Regions from separate parts of the Mus musculus genome. Here all the other regions are linked to region 6. The links are chromatin loops, found by intact Hi-C in ENCODE. Cell type or tissue: heart. All regions are shown on one strand. Region 1 overlaps Nup214 (nucleoporin 214). Region 2 overlaps Nup214 (nucleoporin 214). Region 3 holds the start of Pomt1 (protein-O-mannosyltransferase 1). Region 4 overlaps Aif1l (allograft inflammatory factor 1-like). Region 5 overlaps Prrc2b (proline-rich coiled-coil 2B). Region 6 has its middle 17 kb from the start of Prrc2b. Region 7 overlaps Lamc3 (laminin gamma 3).

Region 1 (4,000 bases), 88 kb before region 6:
ACTGAGTCCTAGGTTACTAGTTCTTAGCATCTTTTCCTTAGAATTTGGTAAAAGGTACTAGAAATAGGCATTGCAACTTCGTTTGGGGGCTACATACAGAATAATTAAAAAATGAAAAGGACACAGCTTTTAGCTCTAATACAAGGACAAGTTTGGAGCTGGTGGTACTGACAGTCAGCATGGCCACTTGGCAACCTTTCTTTTTTTTTTTTTCTTTTTTCTTTTTCAAGGCAGGGTTTCTCTGTATAGCACTGGCTGTCCTGGAACTCACTTTGTAGACCAGGCTGGCCTCGAACTCAGAAATCCGCCTGCCTCTGCCTCCCCAGTGCTGGGATTAAAGGTGTGCACCACCACGCCCGGCTTCTTTTTTTGGGGAGGGGGGTGCAACCTTTCTTAAAAAACAAACTGGGTGGCTCCTGATCAGTGGCCTCCCACACAGCTCATGACATGTACACAAGGAAATCAAATAAGCATGAACACTTGAGAAATGTTACATTGTTAACCACTGAGCCTTTCTATCTTTTTAGGCACCTGATGTTTCCTTTACTTCTTCTGTTCTGGGTTCTGGGGTGTGGCTCTGTGTTCCACATTGTCCTGGTGGACTTAAATTGAGAAGCTGGTGAATGTGTTTTCTGTCTTAGAAAAAATATACCTCCCACCTAGACATTTGTTTTCCTAATTCTGGCTTTTCTATTTGGTGAGCATCTAGAATGAGGACTGACAGGGACCCAGGCATCTGAGCAGACAGAGGAGAATGTCTGCCCTGCACTCAGCTTGCCCACGCGCTCAGTGAGCACTGTCCTGAAGGTGGATTGAAGGACTTGGACAGAAGGCTGGGGTGCACTCAGTGGGAGTACGTGCGCTCAGGAGCCTGTGAGGGGATCAGTCAGACTTCCAGCTCAAAGGAGCAGCATCAGCCCCTCACTGTAAAAGCGATTTCAGGCAGAGCCTTTGGATGAGCCTTTGAAAACTCGTGTCTGTTCCTCCTCCCTTCAGAAAACACTGTGTCAGAGCTAACGCTATTGGAGGCCACCACAGAAGGGACAGGAGACGAACCTCACCATGGCCTCACAGCCAGCCAGCCCGGGGTCTGCAGGCGTTTCTTCGTCAGTTAGAAAGCAGGACACATGACAGGGCCATGAGAGGTTCCAATCCCAGCTCTGCCACCTACCCATGCTGCAGTTAGATGAGAAGGTAATCTGAGAGCTTGGCACCACTGGAGGAAGGGCCCAGGCCAGCCAGGAGAGGGTGGGAGCTGCCTTGATGCAGCTGCCACCGCCCCTGGAAGCCCAGAGACTGGAGTGTCTGGCCAGCAAACCTGCTTCTTGGTTGCTCAGTCAGACACTCAGCCTGCAGCTGAGCTCCTGCTCTCTCATTGGAGGGAGTCGCCTGACCCCAGAACTAACACCAAAGCAGCCATTCTCTCATTTAGCTACACACCAAGTTTGTTTTGCTTTTGCACGTGTGCCTGCCTGTCTGTTTGCTGGCTCTCCTGCCAGCTCCTCTCCAGGTTAATTTCTTGGGTCATAAAACCTCTCATTTTTTTGCTCACATTCCAGCAAGAAGTCTAAACAATATTGAATACGAGGTGCGAGATGTAACCTTGTATGTCTAGGAAGAAAGTGCAACTAGATCTGTGGTCAATTTAAATAATTAAAGGACAATGGTTTTTTAGCACTTTTTTTCCATTCTGTTTATGTTTGTAAGCCACCAGTCTCCGTAGCACAGCCTGGAATTTCACTCAAGGTTTTAAAAGACAGAGTAGTAACCCAAACACGAGCCACGGCAATGTCTCCTCAGCTGTGCAGCCCTGTGAACGATAGACACAGAATTCAATTGCAAGTAGCAGCCGCTGCTCGCCTGACTGCTCTCATGCCCTACATTTGATCTTCTGATCACGGTGGCAGGAGCGGGTGTGAGGACGATAAAGCAGATCCGCCACTTGAACAGGAGATTTGCTGTCAGCAGTAATGACCCTGCCTCTAATCTGAGCTCAGCATACCCTCACTACCCTTCTCTTCTGAACCTCAGAACTAGAGCAAATCTTGGAGGTTTGGGGATACCTCAGGAACAGTCCCAGGAGGCTGCCTGGTGCTGGACCTGACCCAGTTCTGTTGTCTCCGTCTTGCCTGTAATGGCCTAGAGTCCTGATCTGGGCGCTTAGGCCATCCTCACAGCCATCTTAACACCTGGTCACATTTATACTGTAGCCTTCATCCAAAATGAGAGTCAGTGCGCTTTATAGTCATGCCACAAGTCAGGGACATTGGTGATAGGCCCACAGCCACTTGCCTGTAAATAAATAAAAGGTATGTGGCTGGGTGCCAGCCTGCACCACCCTGCTTCTGTTGTGACCCAGTTCATGGGTTCTGCCAGGGAAGGGGCTTTGAACCTCCGACTTTATTAGCTGGGTTTAGTTAGTCTTTACATATTCTTAAAATTTCAATCTCTTTAAAATATCCATCTCTTTTAAAAATCCAAAGTCTTTTTAAATTAAAAGTCTCTTAACTGTGGGCATCACTAAAACAGTTTCTTCCTTCAAGAGGGAAAATATCAGGGCACAGTCACAATCAAAAGCAAAAATCAATCTCCAACCGTCCAATGTCTGGGATCCAACTCACGATCTTCTGGGCTCCTCCAAGGGCTTGGGTCACTTCTCCAGCCATGCCCTTTGGACATGAAACTAGGAGCCTGCTGTGTGTATTAGTAAACAGTAAAGCCTGTCACCCTGCCACTGCTGGTTGAGACACTAGCTTTGGGGATGGGTTTCTATGAAGAGTCACAGATATCATGGGGCTAGAAAGCAACCTGCAATGGACCTGCTGTGTTTAAGGTGGTTTGTTCTCAACAGGACTTGAGATAGGTTCCACCTGCCTCAGGGAGGCATTAGGGTGCTCAGATCTCTTAGTGCCACAGACCCTCTGCTCCTAGTGGGAGGAGCCGTGTGGCTGAGGGATTGAGGTTGGGGTATTGTGCTTTTTGGCTTCTTGTGTTGGAATTACTGACGTCCTCTCTCCCTTTCTCCTCTTTTGATTTGGTTTCTGACTGCTTGATGCCTTCTTTCCTGTCTCCTTTTCTTTCTCCCTGTTCTGTTTGCCTCTGTTTTGCTCAGGTGGCTTCGGTGCTGCTCCAGTGTTTGGCAGCCCTCCTACTTTTGGGGGATCCCCTGGGTTTGGAGGGGTGCCAGCATTCGGTTCAGCCCCAGCCTTTACAAGCCCTCTGGGCTCGACGGGAGGCAAAGTGTTCGGAGAGGGTACTGCGGCTGCCAGCGCAGGCGGATTCGGGTAAGCTGCAGGTGGGACCTGGGAAAACCACAAACTTGTGCCAGCCCAAAGCACCAGGGCCTGTCATTCTTACATTCTCTAAACCACACAGTGACCTGGCGGCCTTGCCTTTAAGTAGACAAAAAAAGTTGCTAGATGTCTTTTTCTCAGGACAAGGCACATTGTGAGCAGGTTCTTAAATCATTGGCCACAGCATTGCTGGCTGTCAGTGCACAGCATGCAGGACATCAATAACCTGTTCTCTGGACCAGGTTTAGCTGCAGCCAGGTCTGTTTCTCAGGTGGTCCTTATATTAGAAAGTCCTGAAGAAAGAGTTAGGATTGTTTTCTTGAGGTGCCAGTTGGTCTTTAGCAAACAACTCCTAGAACATAGGACACCAATGGGATAACCCCCACTCAAGACTGCTGTTCTCTTGGCTGTCAACAGCTGCTCTATACACATCCTACACACATCCTCATTAGAAAATCCCATGACTGGGGCTAGAGAGATGGCTCAGCAGTTAAAAGCACTGACCAATGTTCCAGGGGACTCAGGTTCAAATCCTAGCACCCACATGGCAGCTCACAATTGTCTGTAGCTCCAAGATCTGATACCCTCATACAGATGTACATGCAGGCAAAACAACAACATATATAAAATAAAAATTAAATAAAGATGAAAATACCAAAAAGAAGGGGGAGTTTCTTCTAGTGGCCCTAGAATTTTAGTCTCATTGC
Region 2 (4,000 bases), 96 kb before region 6:
TGTTAGCCAAGATCGTGACGGTATGCCACCCGCCACCACCTGACCTGGTAGGAGAGAAGAGTTCAATCCTAGGGACTTTTAGAATGCTAACAGTGAGGTAAGAACCTCGCAATCGGCCCTCCACATGTATGGGTTCTGTACCTGCAGATGTGGCCCTCCATGGATTGAAATAACTAGGGAAGATCTATGCTGACCATGTACACTTTTTCTTGCCATTATCCCTGAGCAGGACAGAGTAGCAGCTAGTTGACATAGTCTCTCCAGTATACTTCCGTGTACCATAAGTCATCCCAAGGTGATGGAAGATATGTGGGAGCCTGGACACACGGGCTCAAACACCACAGCGTGCCACGTCATGAAAGAGACTACTGCATCCTCAGATTTTATATCTGGGTACTCTCAGAGATCTAGAATTTATGGATACCAAGAACAGCTGTGTTTACATAGAATTTTCTCCATTTCCTCAGTGGGGAAGCGTTTTTTTTTTAATTGTTAATATATTTATTGACATTTTTGTGTGTGTTTGCATGCATGTATATAATACAATTTGATCAGAATCACATATCTCCAGCCCCCTATCTTACCCTCCTCTCTGGAACCCTTCCTTTCTAACAACCCCTCCTGCTTTCTGTTTCTTTTCTTTCTTAATGACTGGCTGAGTTTAACAGTTTGATTAGCTTTTATGAACGTAGGTATGGGATTGCTTACTGGATCACAAACAACTATCCATAAATACACTTCTGGAGAAAAATTACTCCCCTTCTCCAGTAGCCATTAACTACCAGTAGGTCCTCAACTAGACGTAGGGTGTTATGAGTTCCGCCCCCTCTGTCCTGGACTGTTAGCAAGCAGGAAATGGTTCCTGCTGTGGGCCCCTGAGCACAGCAGTCATGTCGTATTTAGAAAACAGTTTTACTCTCTTCCTGCCGATGGTCATGCTCTTCAATTCTTTATACTTCTTGCTCTGTCTTCCAAAGTATTCTGGGAGCCTTTAGTCCAACTTAGGGTAAGACACCGGACAGTCTCTTAGTCTCAGCACAGTTAGCAGTCTCTTCACTAACCAACTGCCCACTTCAAAAAGCTGCTGTGACTAAGACTGAGAGCAGTGTTAATCTGTGGGTGTAAGTACAAGTATTCAGAAAGAAATTGGACTTGTCTATTTAGCAGAACAACAATAATAGCTTCTCCCCGCCAGTGTATGACCTTGTCAGCCTGGGATTTTAACCAGTTTGTTTACAGTGCCAGGAATGAATTTCCTCCTGTGGAGCAGGCCTCTAAGCAGAAAGTGATAGTTTACTTCCATACATTCATGCCATGGCTACATAAATAGGCCTATCTTTTCCAGCGGTTTAGTACTGGAGCAGGTACACTCACCCCTGGAGAAGGCCAGTGATGGCTTTTACATCCAGTGACGTTCATAACACATCTATAGGCTGTGGGTGTTTTGATTGGGTTTGGGTTTGGGTTTGGGTTTAATTTTGATGTTTAAAAAAGATTTCTCCAAATTGAATCTTTGTCTTTGTGTCTTACAGGTTTTGGGTCTAGTAATACTGGTTCTGTGTTTGGCCAGGCAGCCAACACTGGTGGGTCAGTCTTTGGCCAGGTAAGTATACATGATTGTCTCTCTCTGTGTGATCATCTGTCTAGTTTTTTCCCAGTGTAATAGACTTAGTTTATGCTCAGGGTCCAGGCTGGCAAGCAACCACATACAGTTCCTTTTTCCTTCTTTTTCTTTTCCTTTTTTCTTTTCTTTTTCTTCTTTTCCTTTTTCTTTTCCTTTTTCGGATTCTTTCCAGACAGATTTCTCTGAGTTGCTCTGGCTGTCCTGGAACTCACTCTGTAGACCAGGCTGGCCTCGAACTCAGAAATCTGCCTGCCTCTGCCTCCCGAGTGCTGGGATTAAAGGTGTGCGCCACCACGCTCGGCACATTCTAATTTTAGTACAGTGATATGCGTAAGCAAGCCCTCATTTCTCTATAACGGTTCATTTCCCAACATTTTGAAGTGAGCAGGTTTCTGTCTCACACCACCGTGCCCCTCAGCTGGCAGTCCCCATTGTTCCTCTGCACTGCTGCCTTTCCTAAAGCCTGTCTTATTCTGCATCATCACCCAATGTCAGCTTAACTAATGTGAGCAGCCCCCAAACCACAAGCTGGTCTCTGAAAGGACCGGATTCTAAACAGAAAGAGTGCCTGGAGCTTGTGCAGCTCTGAGTCAGCATGTGCCCCGAGTGCAGCATCCTCTGAGTGTTTGGATGCAATTCAACAGTGCTCATCATTTCAGCAACGGGGCTAATTTAGGCTGCTCTTGGCAGCACTGGGCAAGTCATTGTGAATGAGAAGTGCACAGTGGAGAGAAACGCCTGTAAATCACGAGTCATTGCTCATGACGTCACCTGACACTAGTGAAGACATCGGAGCTTCTCCCTGTTCTCAAACGATTTGTAAATCTGTAATGCTTGGTTTCCCTGCCCCTGGTATTGAGTCAGACAGTGCAGAAAGCATGGCAGATAAGCATTGCCACCTACTCTAAATGCAGTAACCAAAGAACCTCAGATTTGTAGGGAGCCTTCCAGAATCAGCCTCTCCTGGGGCTGTTCCAGAGTGTCTCTTCCAGAGATGGTGAGAGTTCTCTTTGCCCATCTGCCCTGGCTGTGGGCTGTCCAGCCAGGCTGTGCCTGCAGTTTTACAATGATCTCTAATCCTTCCTTGCTTCCTATTCCCCTCCTCACCCCCACTTGTTTTTTTCAGCAGTCATCCACTTCCAGTGGTGGCGTGTTTGGGTCTGGAAATGCTACAAGAGGGGGCGGTTTCTTCAGTGGCCTTGGAGGAAAACCCAGCCAGGATGCTGCCAACAAAAACCCCTTCAGCTCAGCCGGTGGGGGCTTTGGATCTACAGCTGCCCCAAGTGAGTTGAGAAGAGTTTTCCCAGCTCCGCGACCCACTCATGTCAAAGCTTCAAATACAAATACAGAAGAAACAAATACAGAAAGGGCTGAAGCTAGAGAGGGTCTTCACCTACACTGCTCTACTTTTGTGGTTATTGTTGTTTTAATAAGGAGTCCTCCTTACCTATGAAAGGACAGTAGAGCTTTGGGGACAGATGAGTGTGACAGGCTGCTTCTGTTTTCTCTCCTAAGGCCACGCTCACTCTTGTTTTCTACCCTGAGGTTACCTGAAGGCAGTGTGACAGACAGCAGCCATGAGCCCCACCCAGGCACAGGGCTTCTGCTCACCTGACTCCTCTGACGCTGAAGTGCACTAGTGTGGGCTCGGGCCTGCATGTTTCTCTGATTTACCTCTGCTGCCTTTTCCCCCGAAGCTGGATTTCCTAGCACGTTTTTCTCCACCTGATTTCCCATGTTGTGTTGATCTGTCTATCACGGTTAGAAGGAAAAGATGCTATAGACTGCTGCAGTGGATGGATGGCAAGTTGTATTCTTGCCATCCTTGCCTTACCTGCTTCCACTTAAGTGCTGTGTTGAGCTGTCCACATTAATGAGTGTAGTGTCTGCATCTCTCAGCTCTTTTCCTCATATTAAGGCCTGTGGCATGAAGAGCAATGTTTTCTGTCTCAGATTTGCTCTTGTGGTTGTATGGATCAGGGATTTGTTGTCCTGATGTCTCTGCTCTGATAACATGTGGCAGGATTGCTTGGCCAGGCACTTCCTCCTAGATCATCAGGCTGTGACAGGAGGGATTTAGGACCTACGGTGAAAGGACCTCAGAAATTGTATTCTCAAAAACTGTTCTGCAGGTGAACAACAGAATCCTGATAAGTAAAGCAAAAATAGGTTCATTTGAAGGCAGGGGCTGAGAGTCCTGATGTAATGGAAATGCTTGACCACCTGTCCTCCGGGACTGAAAGACTCTGTGTAGCAAATGCTGTAAAACCCCGGTCCTTTCAGATGAAAGTGAGAAAAGAACAGATGTGACACTCAGCTCACATACATGTTACATGCTAAACACAGCCCACGGCATCATCACTGGTCATGCTGGTT
Region 3 (4,000 bases), 100 kb after region 6:
CTATACAGAGAAACCCTGTCTCGAAAAAAAAAAAGAAGAAGAAGAAGAAGAAAATCCCTAAGGACCTCTTTAAGAGCATCCAGTGCTCCTAACCACTGAGCGATCGCCCAGCCCCATTGCTACAATCTTAAACCGGATGTCACCCAATGCTAAGCTAACTTGTAAAAACTGAATTTTGGCAAAACATCTGGAGTCGGTTCGGGCTTGGCTTGCCATCTGAGCGTGATTGTAATACCCACCCACCTAAAAAGGCATGATTGTAATACCTGCGCTGGGGAAGCAAAGGCAGTAGTTCAAAGCCATCATCCTCTACATAGCGAGCCTGAGACCTTGGGGAGGAGGAGGGACAGACAGCTTGTAGGCATTCCAGTGTGGGAAGAGTTGAGAAAAAGCGATCCACCACTCACACAGCTCCAGGAGGTACAACGCACCCGAGGCTTCAAAGCTCTTACTCCTGCCCGTAAGCTAACGCGCTGCTTAACGAAACCGCTAAAGTAGACGCGAGGCCCGAAACGGAGAGCTCCGAGCACGTGAACAGCTTGTGGAAACACACTGTGCTTTATTAAAAAGGGGAAAGGGAGCCCTAAGGATAGGACAGTCAGTATGCCCAACTTTGATGGCCGGTGAGCACGCCGCGCATGCGCGCCACTACCTCGCGCTCCGGCTGCGCACGCGCGTCTCAGAGTCTGTCGGCCGCGTAGACACAACTAGTTGAGCGTCGATCCGTGGCCGCTGCAGAGTAATCGAGCGGCCTCGCCCCCAACGGTCGATCCTGCCTGGCGGTTCGCAGGCCTGGCTCCACATGGGGAGCCACTCTACGGGACTCGAAGAAACGCTCGTAGGTTTTGGAGTGCCAGATTTGAGAGCCCTCCTGGGGTCTGGGATCCGGCTTAGGGGCGGCGCGCTAGGGACGGTGGATGTTCGGATCCTGGCTGAGCAAGTCGTTTCCAGGGCGGCCTCTTGTAAAAGCCAGAGTGGGAAGAACTGTAGAGAAAGAACGGGCTCGGGGCACAAGCAACTCTAGGAGGAGAGGAATGCCTCCAGAAGAGGGAAAAGTCCATCCAGGTCACTGGGCTATGACAGTGCCCAGAGCTCCTCAGGGTCTTAGTTTTCAACCACATTGGGAAGGGACAGGAGAGGCCACTTCATTCATTAGCAGCCTTGTTCCTAGCAAGTGCCCAGCAGGTGTTTTTGGAATGACTTGTAGAAATGAGTATCCAGTTCTGAGATTCCTGAATTCACCCCTCAGATGTTTTTATGTATACCCTGTGCTTGAACACAACTGTAATTCTCCAACAGGTATGTTCTGGAAGAGTCCTTCTGGTTCTATTAACCCAACCCGCTATGCTGTAAATTCATCGTGACGCCAGGCGGCTTTAGGACCCTGTGGCCTCGTTTGTGCCTTCCCGGGCTGCTGTCCGTTTACTTTAATGGTAGTTCTTTCCCTCTTTTCCAGGGAGTCCTCCCGAGCTGGCTTTTCTGCAAAATGTTAAGATTTTTGAAACGGCCTCTAGTGGTGACTGTTGACATCAATTTGAACTTGGTAGCTCTGACTGGCCTGGGACTACTTACCCGACTATGGCAACTCTCCTACCCTCGGGCTGTGGTGTAAGTAGAGATCGGGGAGGAGAGTCAATGATCCAAGAGTCATTGTAATTAGTGACAGGAATCACCTTGCCGTACAGTGCAAAAGAGAGACATTCTGGGTTTCTTGGATCTCTTGGTGATGGATGTTTTAGCAGTGTATTGCTCAGGGTTCTCTAGAGTAACAACTTAAGAAGAACACTATGTTTGCATGTGTGTATATGTAAATAAATATAATATAGTATACATATATACATATGATTTATTGGAATGACGACTTACTGGCTGCAGTCCAGCTAATCCAACAATCGCTGACTGTGAATGGAAAAGTCCAGGACTCCAGTAGTTTTCTGCTCAGTCCACATGGCTGGGTGTCTCAGCTGGTCTTCAGTATACTCTGGCTTCCCAAAGAAGTGGGCTCTAGTGCCAAGGAAGGAATGGTCTTGCTAGCAAGGCGAGGGCAAGCAGGCTCAGAGGAAAACTTCCTACTTCTGTGTCTTTAAATAGATTTTCAGCAGGTGTGGTGCAAATTAAAGGTGTGTCTTCCCACCTCAAAATCTGGATTAAACTAGTGTTCCTTCCTGCCTTAAAGGTCCAGACGAGAAGTGGATCCATCCATTTTAAGCAAAAGATCTCTCATAGATGTACACTTAACTTCTGGATTGTAGATCATTCCAAATGTAGTCAAGGTGACAACCAGAAATAGTCATCGCAAGCAGTGTGGGTATGGCCCATTTGTCCCCCAGAACAACCACTAGAATACATACATTTTAGGGCTTACCTTATAGGACTATAGTAAGAAAGTTTTGGTCTGTCAGTTTCCAGCCTCACTTTTCCTTAGCCAGTTGAAAGGTGTCGGTTTGATGAATTTGTTCGTAAGGGGAACTATGCTGTTGTTATTGAGAGGGTATGTATATTAGCTAATACAGGCATTCTCTTCTACTTTGTTTTTTTTTTAAATACTTTAAGTTTTTTTTTTTAGATTTATTTATTATTATATATAAGTACACAGTAGCTGTCTTCAGATGCACCAGAAGAGGTCATCAGATCTCATTACAGATGGTTGTGAGCCACCATGTGGTTGCTGGGATTTGAACTCAGGACCTTTGGAAGAGCAGACAATGCTCTTACCCGCTGAGCCATCTCGCTAGCCCTCTCCTACTTTGTTATAGGGGTCAGATATATACATGGGTAGACTGATGACCTCAGCAGCCCCCTTAGAGATTAATTTGAAGAAGATTCTAGACATATGTATGACTAATTCACTATATACGTCTGAAAGATGAGGATTATTTAAGAGTATACGTGTGTCTGTCTGTCCATCTGTGCATGTGCACATGTGCCTTCAGACTCAGAAGAAGATGACAGATCCTCTGGAGCTCAAAATCCAGGTCTTTGAGATCTGCCTGAGTTCTGGGATCTGAACACAGGTCCTCCGTTTACAATCAGCACATGCCTTAACCATCTCTCCAGCTCCAAGATGAGGATTCTTTTTTGTGGGGGAGGTTGGGGGTTGTTTGGTTGGTTGGCTTTTGGTTTTTCGAGACAGGGTTTCTCTGCATAGCCCTGGCTGTCCTGGAACTCACTCTGTAGACCACGCTGGCCTCAAATTCAGAAATCTGCCTGCCTTTGCCTCCAAAGTGCTGGGATTAAAGGCGTGTGCCACTACTGCTTGGCAAGATGAGGATTCTTGAAAACAAAGAACACATAACCACGGTAGCGTTATCACACTTAAGACCTAATGTCTTTCATTATCTGAAGAAGCTTCTGTGTCATTCTTCCTTCCGCATTTGACTCCCTTTCAATTAGATCTTCAGTTCTGCTCCAGTCCACAGCTGTAGAAAGGTGCTGGTGGCCAGTGAGAGTATGAGATGGGATTAGCCTCAAGGCTCCTGGTCAGGAGGTTGACCTACACATACCTAAGTCAAAAGCTGTGGGGAGGCTGGGGAAGTGGCTCAGCTGGGTAAAGCACTTGTTATACAAGTGTGAGGACCAGAGTTCAGACTCCCTCACATGCCATGTGGGCAGTGTGTTCCATCTGTAATCCCAGCATGCTGCCAGCTAGGCAGGGACTCTCTGGAGCAAGCTAGCTAGGCAGACTAGCCAAATGACAAGCCTCAGACTGATGAGTGTCTCGGTAGATAAAATGGAGAGTGGCCAAGGGCCTGCACGTATGTGCACACACTTTCATACACGAGCATGCCTACACATAACTGCCTGTATATCACATACACATCCATGCAGGGGAGAAAAAGACTAGAGAAAGAAATAGGCTCTCTACAAGACATGCATGCTCACTGGGCTTGGTAAATTTCCCACCATGTTCCTGTGGGTTAAATGATGCTGTGTGTGTCTTTGTGTTTGGGGACAGAATACAGTTGGAACAAAGGATCCGACCCTCACGCTTCACTTACCT
Region 4 (4,000 bases), 170 kb before region 6:
TGAGATCACTCATTTATAGACAACAAACTCAGGTTTGGGGAGGCAGAGGGGTCACATAGCTCACTTGAGGCAGAGTTAAGATTCGAGTCCTTGTTAATCCGTCTCCAGAGCCCCAGATCTCAACCCAGGTCTGTGTTTTCTCTACATGGGGTGGGGAGTAGGGCAAGTCTGCAGGAGATATAGGCAAAGGATACTCAGGGCCCACAACTCATGGGGGCCTCTGGGAAGCAAAACTGCTCTTGGGGTCTGAAGTCACATCTTCAGTGGGAGGTAAGGCTCGGTTTGTTCAGCCGGTAGTCCTAGTGAAACAGTTTTGTTGGAAAAAGAAAGATACAGAGGTCCTCAAGCCATGTATTCCTCTGCTCTCCAGATGGCTATTCACTGGGCACCAGGCCTGGGGAGTCACATGGGACAAGACCTGAGGAGTGTGTGTGAGCGTGTCTGTACAGGGGCAGGGATAAGTACAGAGCAAGGAGAAGCCAGAGTCAGCAGGGTGCAGGTGCCTGGTGGAAGCTGACGTCCTTGGGACTGTCTGAGCACCGCTGGGAGGATACTCCAGGCTGAGAGACCAGCCAGGTGGGGTGGAGGGGAACAGGGTGCCTGTAGCAGTGAATTAATTATTAGTTAAACCGCTTTGGCATGCTGCACTTGCCCGAGAGCTCTCTGGATTCACAAATGAAAGACATACACACACCACCTAATTTTGATATGCCTTGACTAGCTCAATGGTTGGGCATTTCTAAACCTCCCGGAGGCTAGCACACACCCCCTCCAGTATTCCTGGCATAACACCTTCTAAATCTATGTTTTATCTTTGCTGTGCTGTTACCTTCTAGACAGCCCCTCCCATAGGGCCGCATTCTGTTTCCACCTACATTGCTGGATGCTTTCTTTCCTGCAGCTCTTATATCTGATCTCTCTCCTTCCGAGTCACAGCAGTTCCGCTCTCCCCCCTTTCTCCTTCTGTCCCATGCCAGGAATATTGTAGAGACTGATTCTTTTTGAAAGAATTCAATCTAGTAATGGCAAGATGGCTCAGCAGATAAAAGCACTGGTCATAAGACACCAGTGACCTGAGTTCCATCCCCCAAACTCATGAAAAGGTGGGAGGAGAGAACGGACGTCGCAAAGTAGCCTCCAAACACATGCATGCCCAGACACATGAATCATACACATGTAAACACACACACACACACACACACACACACACACACACAGAGTCAATCAAGGGCTGTAGACAGTTTAAGCAGATGTTGTTTTAACAAGGCTAAGCAAAGCAAACATTTCAAAGAGGGATTGGAGTGAGCTTTTGCTTTGTTAAACTAGAAAGAAGTTTTGATGAAGGTGATGCAAATCATAGTAGATCAGATTTCCATTTTAGGGTATTTCGTCCCATGATCCTCTAGAAAATCCCACAAGGGAGGCTGGTGTCTATACCACGATACAGCAATATTATGTATGACGTCTGGTCTTTCGAGCATACATACCCTATGTTAGTGTGTGTGTGTGTGTTGGGGGTTGGGGGTGTGGGTTCCCTTGTACAGCAGGAAGCAGGAACAACCAGGCTGGAGTAACTAGAATATTTACCCACAAAGGAGCACTGTGGCTATCAGGACAGTATATCACATGGTAGAATTTTCCTCGTGGCTAATTCTTGCCTACCTGGTATCAGGAGAAGTTTTTTGGCTCTTCCAGAGACAACAGCTAAGACGACAGGACCCCTTGGGCTGGGGAGGGTGTCAAGGGTTCCTCAAGGGTTCAGTCAGCCCTTTCTAGAGAGTCACTGGGCTCTGCAGGGAGAGCTGTGGCTTCTAATCTAATGGCAGTTCGTGCTTGTGATTTTCAGAGAAATACATGGAGTTTGACCTGAATAATGAAGGCGAGATTGGTGAGTGAGGCCTTGGTGGTGGAGAAGGAGGATGGGAAGGAGGCCTGAGAGCCAAAGAATCCTGCTGCTCTGGGGAGGAGCACTGGGTGAAGCTGAAGAACACCCAGATGCATGAGGCCCTGATGGTCCTGGTGGCCAAGCTGCTTGACTCTAGCAGCAGGAGACACCAGGGAGTGACTTCCACTAGGGGGCAGCAGGAGACACTGGGGAGTGACTTCCACTGGGGAGAGACTTCCACTGTGGGGTGGGGGTGGTGGGACTGGGATCTTGGTTCACACAGCAAAAGACAACTTTAGAATGAATTGTTACTATTTATTTACACCTTTGTATGTAGTGTGTGTGTTTGAACATGGGTGTTTGTGTGTGGGTGGTATGTGTTAGGACAATGTACAGGAATCTGTTCTCTTCTACCATGTAGGTTCTGGGGTTTGGGGATCAAGCAGGTTGTCAATCTTGGTGGCAGATACCTTCACCTACTGAGATGTCATTTCAGCCGTGGGCCCCTTCCTTTCTTCCCTCCCCCTTCCTTTCCTCCCTCCTCCCCTCCCTCTTTTCCTTTTTTTTTTTTTTTGAGACAAGTTCTTGCTATGTAGTTGTGTCTGGCCTGCAATTCATGGAGACCCACCTGCCTGTAGATGTGCCTTCCGACATTGCCCCCTCCTCTGAATGTCTGTGTTTGAATCCAGGTTAAAACCTTTTAATACACTCCAAATTCAGTTCATTAAAAATAAAAAGGGTGACTTAGTGATCAAGGGGGCTTGCTGCTCTGGCAGACAACCTAGATTCATTTTCTCGCACCCCACGTGGTGGCTCACAACCCCCAGTGACTAGTTCCAAAGGATCTATTGCTCTCTTCTGGACTCCGAGGGCACTATGCACATAGCGCACATAAAAACCCTCATACACACAAAAATAAATACATCTTTAAACAATTTTTAGCTTGGTGGTGGTAGTGTGTGTCTTAAGTGCACTCGGGAGGCAGAGGAAAGCAGATCTCTTGAGTTCAAGGCCAGCCTGGTCTACAGAGTGAGTTCCAGGACAGCCAGGGCTACACAGAGAAACCCTGTCTTGACAAACAAAAGGGAAGAAAGAAAGAAAGAGAGAGAGAGAGAGAGAGAGAGAGAGAGAGAGAGAGAGAGAGAGAGAGAGAGAGAGAAGGAAGGAAGGAAGGAAGGAAGGAAGGAAGGAAGGAAGGAAGGAAGGAAGGAAGGAAGAATATGGGAGGGCTGGAGAGATGGCTCAGTAATTAAAAGTGTGTACTGCTCTTACAGAGGACCTGAGTTCGGTTCCCAGAGCCAGCATCAGGTGGCATTCAAACAACAGTAACTCCAGCTTCTGGAGTCTCCGCCTTCTGATGGCCTTGGTGGGCACTGCACTCATGTGCACACACACACACACACACACACACACACACACACAATCTTAAAAACTACAATAAAAAATAGTAAGGAAAAAGGACAGATATGGAAGAATTATAGTTAGAGAGAGAGAAGAGAGGAGAAAGAGAGAGAGAGACTGAAACTTATACAAAACAAAAACTACCAAGAAGGCTGGGTTTGAGTAGCTTAATAATTGCTATCTATATGATTTTGGTGGCTTAATCAATGTCTACGTTTAAAAGATTAAGTAACAATGTTTTTGCATTCTTCTTATCTGAAGAATGTGTCTTTCTGTAGGTGAGATTTTACAGGGTTTTTGCAGACTTTTCAGACTAAAAAGAGAAAATTGTAGGTCACAAAGGTCAGCGGGATTCTTACCATGCGCAGGTCACTAGGAGGTCGATACTCGTTCTGACTGTAAACAGGGCTCAGGATCTTGTCTGGGAGTCTTTTCTCAGAACAGACAACAGGGTGTGCTGGTATGGTTAGCTTCAGAGGCCACACAGCTGGCCAGCTGTTCCATGGCTCTTGTTAGGAATCTTCCAAGGACGGAAATAGTGTCTCAGCAGGCTGTCTTCACAGCATTTTTTCTTTTGTTAGTTGGGTTAAGATTCTTGACTCGTTGCCAGTAAGGGACTTAAGGGCCGAAGGGCTCCTCGCCCTCCCTGTACCCCTTCATCCTTTACCTTTCTGTCCTGCCAAAAGCCAAGCCCACTCCAGGTCCTTCCATCTC
Region 5 (4,000 bases), 57 kb after region 6:
CTCTCTGGATCATGGAGTCCACTTCCTAGGGAGTGCTAAGACTACAGATCCCTGCCCTTTCGCCCAGCTTTTCACATAGATGCCAGGGATCTTAGCTCGATTCATTAGGCTTGCATTGTAAGTGCTAGGACAGAGATCAAAGGTGTGTGCCCTTCCCCCTGGTGTGGCCTGCTCTGATTACCTTGCTTGCCAGTATTGGGTGACAAATGTAAAAGTGCTGAAATCTGAGGGATACTAGTGTGCAGGTGTAGGGTTGAGTTACCTGTCATAGTTTTGTTTTTTGTTGCTGTGATAAAAGGAAAGAAGGGAGGGCTTATTTAATTTACAATTCTAGTTTTTGGTCCATCATTATTGGGAAGTGAAAATGTCAGGTATTTTAGCAGTCAATGTCAAAATTGGAGAGCAATGAATGAATGCAAGCATGCATACTAGTGTTCAGCTTGCTTTCCACTCTTAAACATCCACAACCCTATGCCTGGGGAATGGTGCTGCCCACAGTGGGTGGGAACTCCCACCCAATTAACATTATCAAAAGTATCCCCCACAGACATCCCCATTAGCAATATGATCCAAACAGTCCTTCCTTAAGAGTCCTTTCCCAGGTGACTATAGAGCAGTGGTTCTCACCTTCCTAATGCCATGATTTTATTTTTAATACATGTAGTGATCCCCCAGCCATAAAATTATTTTCATTGCTACTTTTTTTGTTGTTGTTTTTTGGTTTTTGGTTTTTGGTTTTTTTTTTTTTTTTTTTTTTTTTTCGAGACAGGGTTTCTCTGCAGCCCTGGCTGTCCTGGAACTCACTCTGTAGACCAGGCTGGCCTGGAACTCAGAAATTCGCCTGCCTCTGCCTCCCAAGTACTGGGATTAAAGGCGTGCTCCACCATGCTGGCTCATTGCTACTTTATAACTGTGATTTTGCTACTGTTATGAATCATGTTGTAAATGTCTGATGTGACCCCTGGGAAAGGCTTGTTCAGCCCTCAAAGCTGGAGAGCCTCTTTTCTAGAGTGTCAGGTGACAGCTAACACCAGCCACCTACCTTTTCTCAGTTTTGCCAGTAGAGGGTGAGTTTGCCCGATGCTGTCACTTGGCAGGCTGTTCTCACCCAGCCCTTTAACTGACTGTGGGAGCAAGCAGGCCACTGCTGCAGTGACCTGCCCATTTCCCTGTGCATAGCAGTTCCAGTCAGCAGGTGCCTATGTATTGTACTGAAAACCTAGGGGTGTGGCTATAACAGGGCAGTGGTATCCCTCAGTTCAGTAGTGTGGTACACAGCATGGGCTGAGAGAGCACTAGTCCTTAAAGGCCATTCTCCTCTGTTAATCCAGGAAGAGATGGGATCTGTGTGTCAGGAGTGGAGTTACAATGTTAAAACAGGGCTGTTCCTTCCAAGGGGGTTCTGGTTGAGCAGTGAGTGACTGCTGAAGAGAGAAATGGTCTTGGGGTTACATCAGGACCACACTTGGCTTGGCAGGGCTGGAGAAGGTTGGGAGGTGAGTCTCAGAACTCACTGGCCACAGCTTTGTGGGGTGTCTGATGCTGCCCCTCATGAAGCAGTCTTACTACCCTAAGCAGACGCCAAGTACCCGGTGATTTCCTGTCCCCTTATCCTGTGTGAGCACCTGCCAGCTCCTGGGAACAGCTAAGGGAGTCGTCACTGCCTGGCAGTACAGATGCCCACCTAGCCAGGCCACATGGGGCTAGGAAAGCAGCGACACTTGGCTGTCTTACCAGCTCCCTCTGTCTTCTCTGCCTCTCCTGCAGGTTTAAGGGGCTCAAGCCGACTGTTATCCTTCTCTCCCGAGGAATTTCCGACGCTGAAAGCAGCTGGAGGGCAGGACAAGGCTGGCAAAGAAAAGGGCGCCTTAGATCTGTCGTATGGGCCAGGACCAAGCCTCCGCCCTCAGAGTGAGTGGAGGGCAGCACTGTCCTCAGGTCCTGCTGGGCGCCAGACCCCTTGCTTTCTACCCTTGCACGTGTCCCCAGCTGCCTGGGCCTGGGCCTGGGCGTCAGAGCATGGAAGCAGGTAGCTGCTTGACATGTTTGTCCTGACTGCCTCTGTCTGGCCTGTTCCTCACCTCTGGCTCTCTCCCTCTCACTGAGCTGGGTCTTGCCACTTGTCCATTTATCATCCTTTACTCCACTAAGCTGGCTTCTGCTTTGTGGATACATGCAGGGTGCAGCTAACTTGATCAAGTCCCTGGTTCCATAGCCTGTTTCCACGCTCCTCCACATACTGTCACTCAAAGAGCGTGTCAGTCTGGCTTTCACCCTTCCCCAGCCATGTCGGACATGACCAGGTGAATCTGCAGCAGCCAGCACTGTTGCGCCCTCTGGTGCCAGGGATTGGGGCAGGCTTGCAGTGGGGGCCTTGCCAGCAGGCCTCCCGTGAGGGTTTTTTTTTTTTTTTTTTTTTTTTTTTTTTTGGTTTTTCGAGACAGGGTTTCTCTGTATAGTCTTGGCTGTCCTAGAACTCACTTTGTAGACCAGGCTGGCCTCGAACTCAGAAATCCACCTGTCTCCGCCTCCCAAGTGCTGGGATTAAAGGCGTGCGCCACCACCGCCCGGCCCGTGAGGGTTTTTAAGAACTGGATTTTCTGTCAGGCCTGATCAAGGAAGCTGAACTTGTTCAGCTCTTGAATTCAAGGATCTGCCCGTATTGTTCGGTCCCGAGGCCTCTTCTGTTGATGGTACTGACGGCAAGTCGGAGGCACAGTCCTGAAGCCAAGTGAACACCATGCCACTCTGGCAAAACAGCCACTTTGCCCAATGTGCACAGTGCTGAAAGGGCTGGTCAATGTTAGGGGAGCCCTGCTGTGGCTGAGATGGGTCACCCTGGGGGCTAAAGTGTGGAAACAGAACCAGCTTCTAGATTGTTCCCTCTCCTGAGGTGAGAAGCAAATGGCCTGAGGGTGTTCCTGGCTTCATGGCCTCCCGTGTACCTCAGGGCCGCCGGTCTTTTTTCTTGGTGGTGGTGGTGAGCGCTAGGTCCTTTCCTGTTTCAGCTCCTAACCGGAAGTGGATAGGGAGGAGTCTGGATTCATTCCTGTCTGGCCCCACAGTCCTGCTAGATGCAGTGGGGCCACAGGAGTTACCTGCAGTGACAGTTTAGAGACGCACTGAGGACAAATACACACTGAGGAAGCGGGTGATGTCACACCTGGGATGTTTGTCTCCTTTTGCAATTGATTTATCAATTAATCCTAAGTGTGCGTAAGGAAAGTCAGTCTGGCCATGCAGGGTGGCGCTTGCCTTTTAATCTCAGCACTCAGGAGACAGAGGCAGATGGATCTCTATGAGTTTGAGGCTAGCCTGGTCTACAGAGAGAGAGAGAGAGAGAGAGCTTTAAGCCAGCCAGGAATATAGAGTGAGACCCTTACAAAAAAGAAAGCCAGATTGAACGGGCTCAAGAAGCTGTCAGGTTTTTACGTTTTTCAGACATTTCTTTTGTGTGTGTTTGTCAGGTAGGGAGCACACTTACTGTAGCATGCATGTGGAGGTCAGAGGGCAGCTTGTGGGAGTTAGTTCTTCCCTTTTGCCACAGCAGTCCTGGGTCATCAGCTTGATAGCAGCCCACAAAAACACATCACCCGCTCATCCTCGGGTTTTTACCTGTGAACTGAGCGTGTGCTCTGTGTATACCACATGTGGTCACAGGGTACCGATGTTCCAAACAGAGGCTCATGTGGACAGTCGCACAAGCCTTGGTGGGTGGGGTAGTGCTGGCTGAAGGAGTGAGTCAGGCTGTCCTGGTGTCCCTGTGTTCTGCCCTCTGGGTGGTCTCAGCCATCGGGAGCCAGTTCTCTTTCCTCGTGTGTCTCTGAAGTGGAACACGTTTCTCAGACACATCCAACACCCCCTAAGAAGTTCTAGCTTCCTGCTTCCCACTTGCCTGACAACATTTGGGTTTCTTTTCTGTTTTCACTATGAATGATATGGGGGTATTTTTTAAAGAAAGGGTGGTGTCCATTGCCCCTCAGAATCTTACAGTTTTCTT
Region 6 (4,000 bases):
CAGTGTACATCTGCAATCCCGCTCTGGGGGGACAGAGACAGCAGAGTCCTGGGGGCATGCTGGCCACACAGTCAAACTAACATGGTGAAGTCCAGGTTCACTGAGAGACCTTGCCTCCAAAAAAAAAAAAAAAAAAAAAAAGTGGGAAAAAAATAGAGCCAATTGAAAGCACATACGAGGGGGCAGGCAGGGAGTTCTCCGAGCAGAGAGAAGAGCACAGATGGAAGGAGGCAGCGATGCTTTCATAAGGCAAGGAAAAGGAGCCAGAGGCTACCGAGAGGGAGAGGCCAGACGGGAGGGCGTGGCCAAATGGGAGGGAGGGGCCAGACGGAAGGGAGGGTCCAGATGTGAGGGAAGGTCAGGACGGAGGGAGGGGCTGGGGGAAGGGAGGACCCAGAGGGAAGGGAGGGGCCAGATGAGAGGGAAGGTCAGGACGGAGGGAGGGGCTAGGGGGAAGGGAAGACCCAGGCGGAAGGGAGGGGCCAGACGAGAGGGCGGAGCCAGACCTAGACAGCCTTTCCCTAGGTCTTCACACCTTACCTTTGGCCCACTGATCCCCTAAACTGTGAGGTAATACACTTCTGTGGGTTGTTACAGTGTCTCTAGCAAACTAAAGTACCTACAGTACCCAAGTCCCTAGCCCTAACCTTTGCAATGTAATAAAGCCTGGAACCATTAAAAATAAAACAATGGGCTGGAGAGATAGCTCAGCGGTTTAGAGCACTGACTGCTCTTCCAGAGGTCCTGAGTTCGATTCCCGGCAACCACATGGTGGCTCACAACCATCTGTAATGAGATCTGATGCCCTTTTCTGGTGTGACAGCTACAGTGTACTTAGATATAATAAATAAATAGCCGGGCGTGGTGGCACACACCTTTGATCCCAGCACTTGGGGGGCAGAGGCGGGTGAATTTCTGAGTTTGAGGCCAGCCTGGTCTACAGAGAGAGTTCTAGGACAGCCAGGGCTTCGCAGAGAAACCCTGTCTCGAAAATACATACATAAATAAATAAATAAATAAATAAATAAATAAAAAAGACAAAAGGCCTCCTGCATTCCTACCACTATCTCTTATTGAATTTAAGCTTATATAGCTTTTGCCTAGCTTTGTATGTAGTGTGTGTGTGTGCCCAATGAGCAATGCATGTGCAGTGTTGAGGCCGGAGGCTGACATCAGGTGTCTTCCAGAACAGCGCTCCATCTTGTTTTTTGAGGCAGGATCTCTTACTGAAGCAAAAATTGACCAGATGGGTAATGGTAGCCAGTGAAATCCAGAGGTTTCCTTGTTTCTGCCGCACCACCAGTGTGGAGGTTACAGACATACACTGCAGCACCTGGCTGCCAGGCAGGTATTTAGGGACCCAGATCCAGGCCTTCATGATTGTGTGGCAAGAGGCTTGCCAGCGGAGTCATCTCTCCCTCAGCAGAGTCTCATCATGTATCTGTGGCTAGCCTTGAACTTGCTATGTACATCAGGCTGGCTCTAGACTCACTGAGATCCCCCTACCCTTGCCTCCTGAGTACTGGAGCCCACCACACCCCGGGACCTTTTGTTGTAAGACATTCTTGCACTGTAGCCCAGGCTGACCTTAAACATACAGTCCTTCTGCCTGTTCCCCAATGTCTAGATCATGCTCAACTTAATCAATATTCCCTGAACTCCTCTCTGTACCCAGTCTCTGTATTCTGGTGGAGAAGTACCCTTTTTCCAGATCTTTAGAGCCCAGTGCTGGCCACAGAAGACCGTAACTGGAATAAATATAGAGCTTGTGGCACCCCCTGCTGGTCATCCTCAGCATAGCACTCCTCTCTCTAGAGAAGGTGAGTGTTTGCTGGAGATTTATTGAAGGCAGGTGAGGGCGCTGCAGGACATGCTATAACAGTCTAGATGTCTAGACTTGATGTCTGGAGGAGCCCCAGGAAGTTTCATAGAACCTGGATGGCAAGGAAGGCCCTGATCAGAAGAGAGGTGCAGGGAAGGGTAAGATGTAAAGGCTTTGTATGGAAGGCCATTGGAATCCCATCACAGGAGGGACAAGAATTAAAAGCAGAGGACCCTGGGTAAGTGCCAGCCTGCATTCAGCCAGGAATCTTGACCCAGGAAGGTGTTGAGGTCCTGGGGGGAGTGGCATTTCTTGCAGAGCCTTACATGGCAGCATTTCCAAGGAGTCAGTCAGGAAAGGCATGGGGTAGGGGAAGGATTCCTGCTGCTGCTGAGAGCTCCCCTAGGAAGAGGAGGGAAACAGGCTAGGGAGTGAGTAGGGGACATTCCATAGGTGGATACAGACCACAGCTCCTGCCTCGGAGAAAGTAAGAAGAGACAGTTTTACTCTTGGGCCAGGGAGATGACTCAGTGAAAAATGGGTTTGCTGGGAAAGTAGAGGAACCTGAAGGACCCCAGAATTCAGATCCCCAGAACCCAGGTAAAAAGCCGGGGGGAATCCCAGGAACAAACCAGCTGGCTAGACTAGCCAGAACTGTAGCGCTCCAGATTCAGTGAGAGACCCCACCTCAGTGCATAAAATGGAAGCTGTTGGAGGAAAGTCCCAATGTCAACTTCAGGGATCACACACACACACTACATACAAAGCTAGGTAAAAGCTATATAAGCTTAAATTCAATAAGAGATAGTGGTACGAACGCAGGAGGCCTTTTGTCTTGTTTATTTATTTATTTATTTATTTATTTTCGAGACAGGGTTTCTCTGCGAAGCCCTGGCTGTCCTAGAACTCTCTCTGTAGACCAGGCTGGCCTCAAACTCAGAAATCTGCCTGCCTCTGCCTCCCGAGTGCTGGGTTTAAAGGCGTGCGCCACCACGCCTGGCATAGCTAAGCAGTGGTGGTGAATGGTTTTCATCCCAGTGCTTGGGAGGCAGATTTGAGGCCAGCCTGGTCTACAGAGTAAGTCAGGGAGCCAGGACTATACAGAGAAACCCTCTTTCTTTCTTTCTTTCTTTCTTTCTATCTATCTATCTATCTATCTATCTATCTATCTATGTATATGGTTTGGTTTCTGGATTCTTTGGTTTTGTTAGTGAAATTTCCTTGTGTAGGCCAGGCTGGCCTCAAACTCTCAACCCCCTGTCTCTATCCCACTGCATCTGACTCTACTCTGTTGCAAATATATATATATATATATATATATTGTTTGGAGATGGGGTCTCATATAGACCATGATGGCTTCAAACTCTCCATGGAGCCATGCTGACTCAGACATGAGGCTGGCAAGAAGATTGCTATGGGTTCAATACCAGCCTGGGCTACAGAGTAAGACTCACAATCAAATGTTACTTTTGGTGGCAGCACATGCCAGTGTCATCTGCATCATCTGTGTGGAGCCCTGTCTGCTGACAGAGGACTTGTGGCAGCCTGGCTCTGTCAGCTTTTGATATTTGCTGATGAAGAACTAAATTTCAGATCCTCCACAGATTGCTGCTGTTTTATTTGTTACAGTTTTGTTGTTTTTCTGTTGTTTTGACAGGCTGGGCCAAGGTGGTGCACACCTTTAATCCCAGCACTCAGACTCAGGAGGCAGAGGCAGGTGGATCTCTGAGTTTAAGGCTAGCCTGGTCTACAACAGAGCGAGTTCCAGGATCACCAGGGCTATACAGAGAAACCCCTGTCTTGGAAAAAAAAAAATGCCTCAGTGGCTAAGAGCACTGGCTGCTCTTCCAAGGACCTGGGTTCAATTCCCAGCAACCACATGAAGTTCATAACTGTCTGTACCTCCAGTTTCAGGGGATCTGACACCCTCACATCAATGCACATAAAATAAAATTATTTTTATAAGAAATGATACCTTCATGTTTTAATTTTCTCAGGCCGTTTGTGACCCTGTCCTCTAAGCCTCCCCCACCCCTAACTCCTGACCCAGTCTGCTGCTGCTGCTTCTTCTTTTTCTTCTTCTTCTTCTTTTTTTTTTTTTGGTTTTTCAAGACAGGGTTTCTCTGTATAGCCCTGGCTGTCCTGGAATTCACTTTGTAGACCAGGCTGTCCTTGAAC
Region 7 (4,000 bases), 220 kb before region 6:
TTCAGCCAGCCTCTCTTCAGGCATCTGCCCACGCCTCCTCCACCACCACCACACCCTGCAGGCCCTGGGAAAGGCCCCTCAGAGCCTTGCTTCCCAGCAGGTGCTATGAGAATTACCAGCACAGATAGCAACAGGAGAAAGACATTCAGAGAGTCGCACAGATGACAGGAACTCATGGGTGTTCACCCAAAGCCACAAGCCAAGTGTCCTCACTGCTTGGAAAAGTCACTTCTCTCCCCGAATGTCCCCATCTATACAGTACAGACAGCAGTAGTATACACTGCCCAGGCCATGGAGACAAAGTCCATGAAGGTCAGGAATTGTCTAGATATTTAAAAGAACAGAACGCTCTTTGCACTGAAGTTCAGGGGTAGCTGACGGAGTGAGCCGTGGGTGGGTTCTTTTCCTGGGAGAGACAGATAAATAATATAAAGGAAGGAATAAGATAGTCTCATCCCCTTCCTCCCTAATGTCTTCTCCTTGATTCCTGTAGACATGCAAGTGATATATTCTCCATTATTGTCCCATTTGTTTCCAAGTGGGGTGACCTCATGACCTGTAGGTGACAGAGCCACACCTCCCACCAGCGGTGGTGGCTGTCATTCAGTAGAGCTACTTCTCATACCTACAGAGATACAGAAACCTCTCCAGAGGTCATGTGACCAGGAGGCGCTAGGGGACAGACACAGGCCTTTTCACCTCTGTGTCACAGGCCTTTCGCCCTGCTGCCTCCCCAAGACAGGTGGAATCTCTGATACATAGAACATTGTCCATGGCTCCTGTGCCTGGCAGACATCACCAATTGAGCCTAGATGAAGCCTCGCAACCCTTTCCTGGATAATGCTCCCTGCAGCTCCTGTTGAGGAAACAGAATCTCCTCATGAGATTGAACTGATTTTTCACCCCCACGGAGCCCTTGACTTTGCCACAACTTTCCATTCGGTATAAGTAAGCCTTCGTCTGTAAAATGGGTAGAGCAGCTAGTCTAAGAATCAAGCCTGAGGGTGTGAGCTGAGGCAGGAATTCTCCCTGGCTCTAGGGAATGAAGTTCTCTTCCGTTCTCCTCACAGCCATGGCTGGACACTGCTGGTTGCCTCCTGTAGGGCCCCTCTTGGGTCCCCATGGTGAGTCACGACCCTAGGCTCTGAGCAGACTCCAGGGGTTGCTGGACTGGAGAAGGGGGTCTGTGGTATCCTCCGTCTTCCAGTACCAAGAGTTGCCATACCAATAGCATGTATATACTATAGGTCCTGTACAGAGTGAGCCCCCGAAAGACTGGAAGCCTGAGCCAGGGTCTCCCTTTAGGTGGGGCCCTCAAGGTGAAGAGGATTATTGCTGTGCCTTCCATTGGTCGGGAGAGCTGTGAGACAGGAATAGTGAACAGTGTCCAATTGTTGTCCCTGCCCACCCTTGCCCCCCACCCTGGCTCTGCCACCCCATCCATCCACTCCTGCCAGCATATTTGTGGTGTGGCCTCTGTTACCATCCATCCCAACTTCTAAGACAGGGATCTGAGGTGCAAGGTGGCCACCCAGCCAGTAGGTGGCAGAGCCACACCTCTTACCCACCGAGGGGCGGGTTAGAAGGTTTTCCCAGCTCACACACACAAACCTTAAGTGAACCCAGGCAGTCTGGCTCAGCCGGGATTTACCCCAAGCTCCTGTCTCTCTAGTCTACCAATGTGTGTCCTGCAACTCCTCCACCAGGATACTCACTGTCTAGGGTAGCAGTTCTCAATCTGTAAGTCGCAATGTCTTGGCAAACCTCTATCTCCAAAAATCTTTACATTACAATTCCTAGCTGTAGTAGCAAAATTACAGTTATAAAGTAGCAACAGAAAAATCTTTATGGTTGGAGGTCACCACATCATGAGGAACTGTGTTAAAGAGTCGCAGCATGCCGGGCAGTGGTGGCGCTTGCCTTTAATCCCAGCACTTGGGAGGCAGAGGCAGGTGGATTTCTGAGTTTGAGGCCAGCCTAGTCTACAGAGTGAGTTCCAGGACAGCCAGAGCGACACAGAGAAACCCTGTCTTGAAAAACCAAAAAAAAAAAAAAAAAAAAGAATCGCAGCATTAGGAATTAGGAAGGTTGAGAACCACTGTTCCAGGGGCTTCTGGACTGAGATAGTGAACAAGTGCCTTGCTCCTTAGGGATCTGCCTGTGTGGCCACCACACCGAGGGTCCATCCTGTGAGCGGTGCATGCCAGGTTTCTACGGTAACGCCTTCTCAGGCCGTGCTGATGATTGCCAGCCCTGTCCGTGCCCTGGCCAATCAGCCTGTGCAACCATCCCAGAGAGTGGAGATGTGGTGTGCACACACTGCCCTCCTGGTCAGAGAGGTGAGTGGCTTGTGCTCTGTTTCCCAGAAAGACCAAGCCTGAGCCCTGATCCTGCCCTGGCTCTAACAGAGGTTAGGGTATGACAGGTAGGACAGAGCATGGTCCAAGGGTGGCAAGCATGACTTCTGAGGACAGAGTCTCCTTGTCAAGTTCCCAGTATGCTGAGAGTTACTGCAGACCTGGGGCTTTGGCCATATATAATGGAACCTTGGAAGGCCTATATGTGGGCTTTTAGAGTTGTTTTTAAAGTTGTTGGGAGGAAGCCAAGGGACCTGGGATCCTCACTGCAGAAAACCCCAACAATGAGGTTGGCATGTCTCAAAGGAAGGCTCAGCTTGGGAAGTGATGCTGAAGAAACCAGACCACCTGAGTCTGAGACTTAGAGCACAGAAGACAAAGAGCAAGGGCAGGGACCACATTCCTCTCCCCTCGGCGCTGGGGAGGCAGAGGGATACCGGGAGTCCAGGAGGAGCAGTGGGGCTCAGGGGTCCTCTCTCAAAACACAAGGTAGAGTTAAGAATGACACCCAACACTTATCTCCGGCCTTCACGCACATACACATATGTGTACATCCACACACATGCACACTCGTTTGCCTGTACAGACACGTGCGCACACACAGACACATACACACACACACACACACACACACACACACACACACACAAACACACACACACAGAGGACTTTTCAGAGTTCAGGTTTTAGTGAGTATCAGGCAACAAGAGGCAAACAGCCCTCTCCTCCCAGGTTCCATCCTCTCTGCTCCCACTCTCTGCTGCAGGACTTCCCCCTCCCCGGCTCTTCCCTCAGAGGTGCATTTAACAGCCTTTGAGGCTACTGCAATGCCCCACAAAGTCACCCACTTAAAGTGGACAATTAAACGGCTATCGGTATATTACATCATTAATTCTTTATCATAATAAAACCCATATCATAAAGCTGTCCTCCTTGGCCATCATTTTAAGCGTGTGATTCATTGGCCTAAGGGGCCCTGGCATCGTAGGCTGTTCCCTGCCACCATCCTCCCCAGTGAGCGCCCGCCGTGCCCACTGAGCTGTCATCTAAGCTCCCTGTCCCATGCCCACTCCTCACTACTATCTGACTATGTCTCTGAATTTGTCTTCTCTAAGTAGAAGAGAATGTTGTCCTTCTGAGACATTTAGTATATGGGACTAGTGTCTGCACTGAATGGTTTTGTGGAGTATCCTGCTCCCTGGGGGTTAGACTCTGTACCCACTGGCATTAGACTGCCCCTCCATTTCTTACCTATCCCCATTTTCTGACCCCCTCTAAACCGAGGCAGTGAGAGTGAACAGTGAGAGATGCTTGCAGGGTGGGTGGGACATTCCTAAGAGAGGACATCAGGAGCAGTTGTGGCTGCCAGAGGGAACCACCCCCAGAGAGAGGGCCTGGGTAGCTTATAGATCAACGATTTCAGATTTCTGCTAGCTTCTTTACCCACATCACCTCCTGGGGCCTTGGGAGAGAGTAGCATGCAGCTTCCCTGGACTTCTGAGTTGAGCCTACCAAAGTCCAAGTGATGCTGAGGAAGATGCTAATAAAGATGCAAAGGATGATGGTGGACCCTGTGGTACCTGCTACTGCTGAGTGCTCTGCAGTTAGTGCTCTGCACAAATAACCTCATCGAGGCCTCTTGT

What was found. Hi-C counts contacts between places; a loop is a spot of excess contacts. Peaks named below come from ENCODE experiments on the same cell type or tissue, not always from the same donor. Only the 100,000 strongest peaks of a DNase experiment are listed, where the experiment ranks them.
Region 1: a loop joins it to region 6, with 3 times the contacts of the local background. A loop is called at or near these places in 18 of 42 quality-filtered maps.
Region 2: it touches region 6 in a loop (4-fold over the local background); 18 of 42 quality-filtered maps call a loop at or near these places.
Region 3: it touches region 6 in a loop (2.3-fold over the local background); 4 of 42 quality-filtered maps call a loop at or near these places.
Region 4: it touches region 6 in a loop (3.0-fold over the local background); 9 of 42 quality-filtered maps call a loop at or near these places.
Region 5: it touches region 6 in a loop (3-fold over the local background); 15 of 42 quality-filtered maps call a loop at or near these places.
Region 7: a loop joins it to region 6, with 11 times the contacts of the local background. A loop is called at or near these places in 18 of 42 quality-filtered maps.

What each region holds. Positions count from the first base shown.
Region 1 is chr2:32,044,291-32,048,290 of GRCm38, forward strand. It overlaps Nup214 (nucleoporin 214), which reads left to right. Exons shown (of 36, transcript NM_172268.2): 33 at 3,113-3,284. It also overlaps a transcript of Fam78a not described here. Among named protein-coding and RNA genes, the nearest start is that of Mir7674, 4.7 kb to the right of the region's middle. In heart, no CTCF peak of the experiment used is centred here; a DNase peak (open chromatin) is centred at 1,911; H3K27ac peaks cover 3,641 bases.
Region 2 is chr2:32,036,570-32,040,569 of GRCm38, forward strand. It overlaps Nup214 (nucleoporin 214), which reads left to right. Exons shown (of 36, transcript NM_172268.2): 30 at 1,533-1,603; 31 at 2,754-2,907. Among named protein-coding and RNA genes, the nearest start is that of Mir7674, 12 kb to the right of the region's middle. In heart, no CTCF peak of the experiment used is centred here; a DNase peak (open chromatin) is centred at 2,292; H3K27ac peaks cover 1,049 bases.
Region 3 is chr2:32,235,904-32,239,903 of GRCm38, forward strand. It overlaps Pomt1 (protein-O-mannosyltransferase 1), which reads left to right and starts at 737. Exons shown (of 20, transcript NM_145145.2): 1 at 737-838; 2 at 1,457-1,608. The coding sequence starts at 803. In heart, CTCF peaks have their summits at 765 and 1,510; DNase peaks (open chromatin) are centred at 678 and 1,458; H3K4me3 peaks cover 2,136 bases; H3K27ac peaks cover 1,734 bases.
Region 4 is chr2:31,963,225-31,967,224 of GRCm38, forward strand. It overlaps Aif1l (allograft inflammatory factor 1-like), which reads left to right. Exons shown (of 6, transcript NM_145144.1): 4 at 1,847-1,888. Among named protein-coding and RNA genes, the nearest start is that of Nup214, 9.2 kb to the right of the region's middle. In heart, a CTCF peak has its summit at 2,072 (motif pointing right); a DNase peak (open chromatin) is centred at 427.
Region 5 is chr2:32,189,742-32,193,741 of GRCm38, forward strand. Prrc2b (proline-rich coiled-coil 2B) reads left to right here. Exons shown (of 32, transcript NM_001159634.1): 6 at 1,768-1,911. Among named protein-coding and RNA genes, the nearest start is that of Gm22192, 30 kb to the right of the region's middle. In heart, CTCF peaks have their summits at 1,054, 2,343 (motif pointing left) and 2,542; a DNase peak (open chromatin) is centred at 2,310.
Region 6 is chr2:32,132,421-32,136,420 of GRCm38, forward strand. No RefSeq gene overlaps it. Among named protein-coding and RNA genes, the nearest start is that of Prrc2b, 17 kb to the right of the region's middle. In heart, a CTCF peak has its summit at 1,800 (motif pointing left); DNase peaks (open chromatin) are centred at 351 and 1,821; H3K4me3 peaks cover 614 bases; H3K27ac peaks cover 1,568 bases.
Region 7 is chr2:31,916,278-31,920,277 of GRCm38, forward strand. It overlaps Lamc3 (laminin gamma 3), which reads left to right. Exons shown (of 28, transcript NM_011836.4): 13 at 2,151-2,339. Among named protein-coding and RNA genes, the nearest start is that of Lamc3, 31 kb to the left of the region's middle. In heart, a CTCF peak has its summit at 1,534 (motif pointing right); no DNase peak of the experiment used is centred here; H3K27me3 peaks cover 1,391 bases.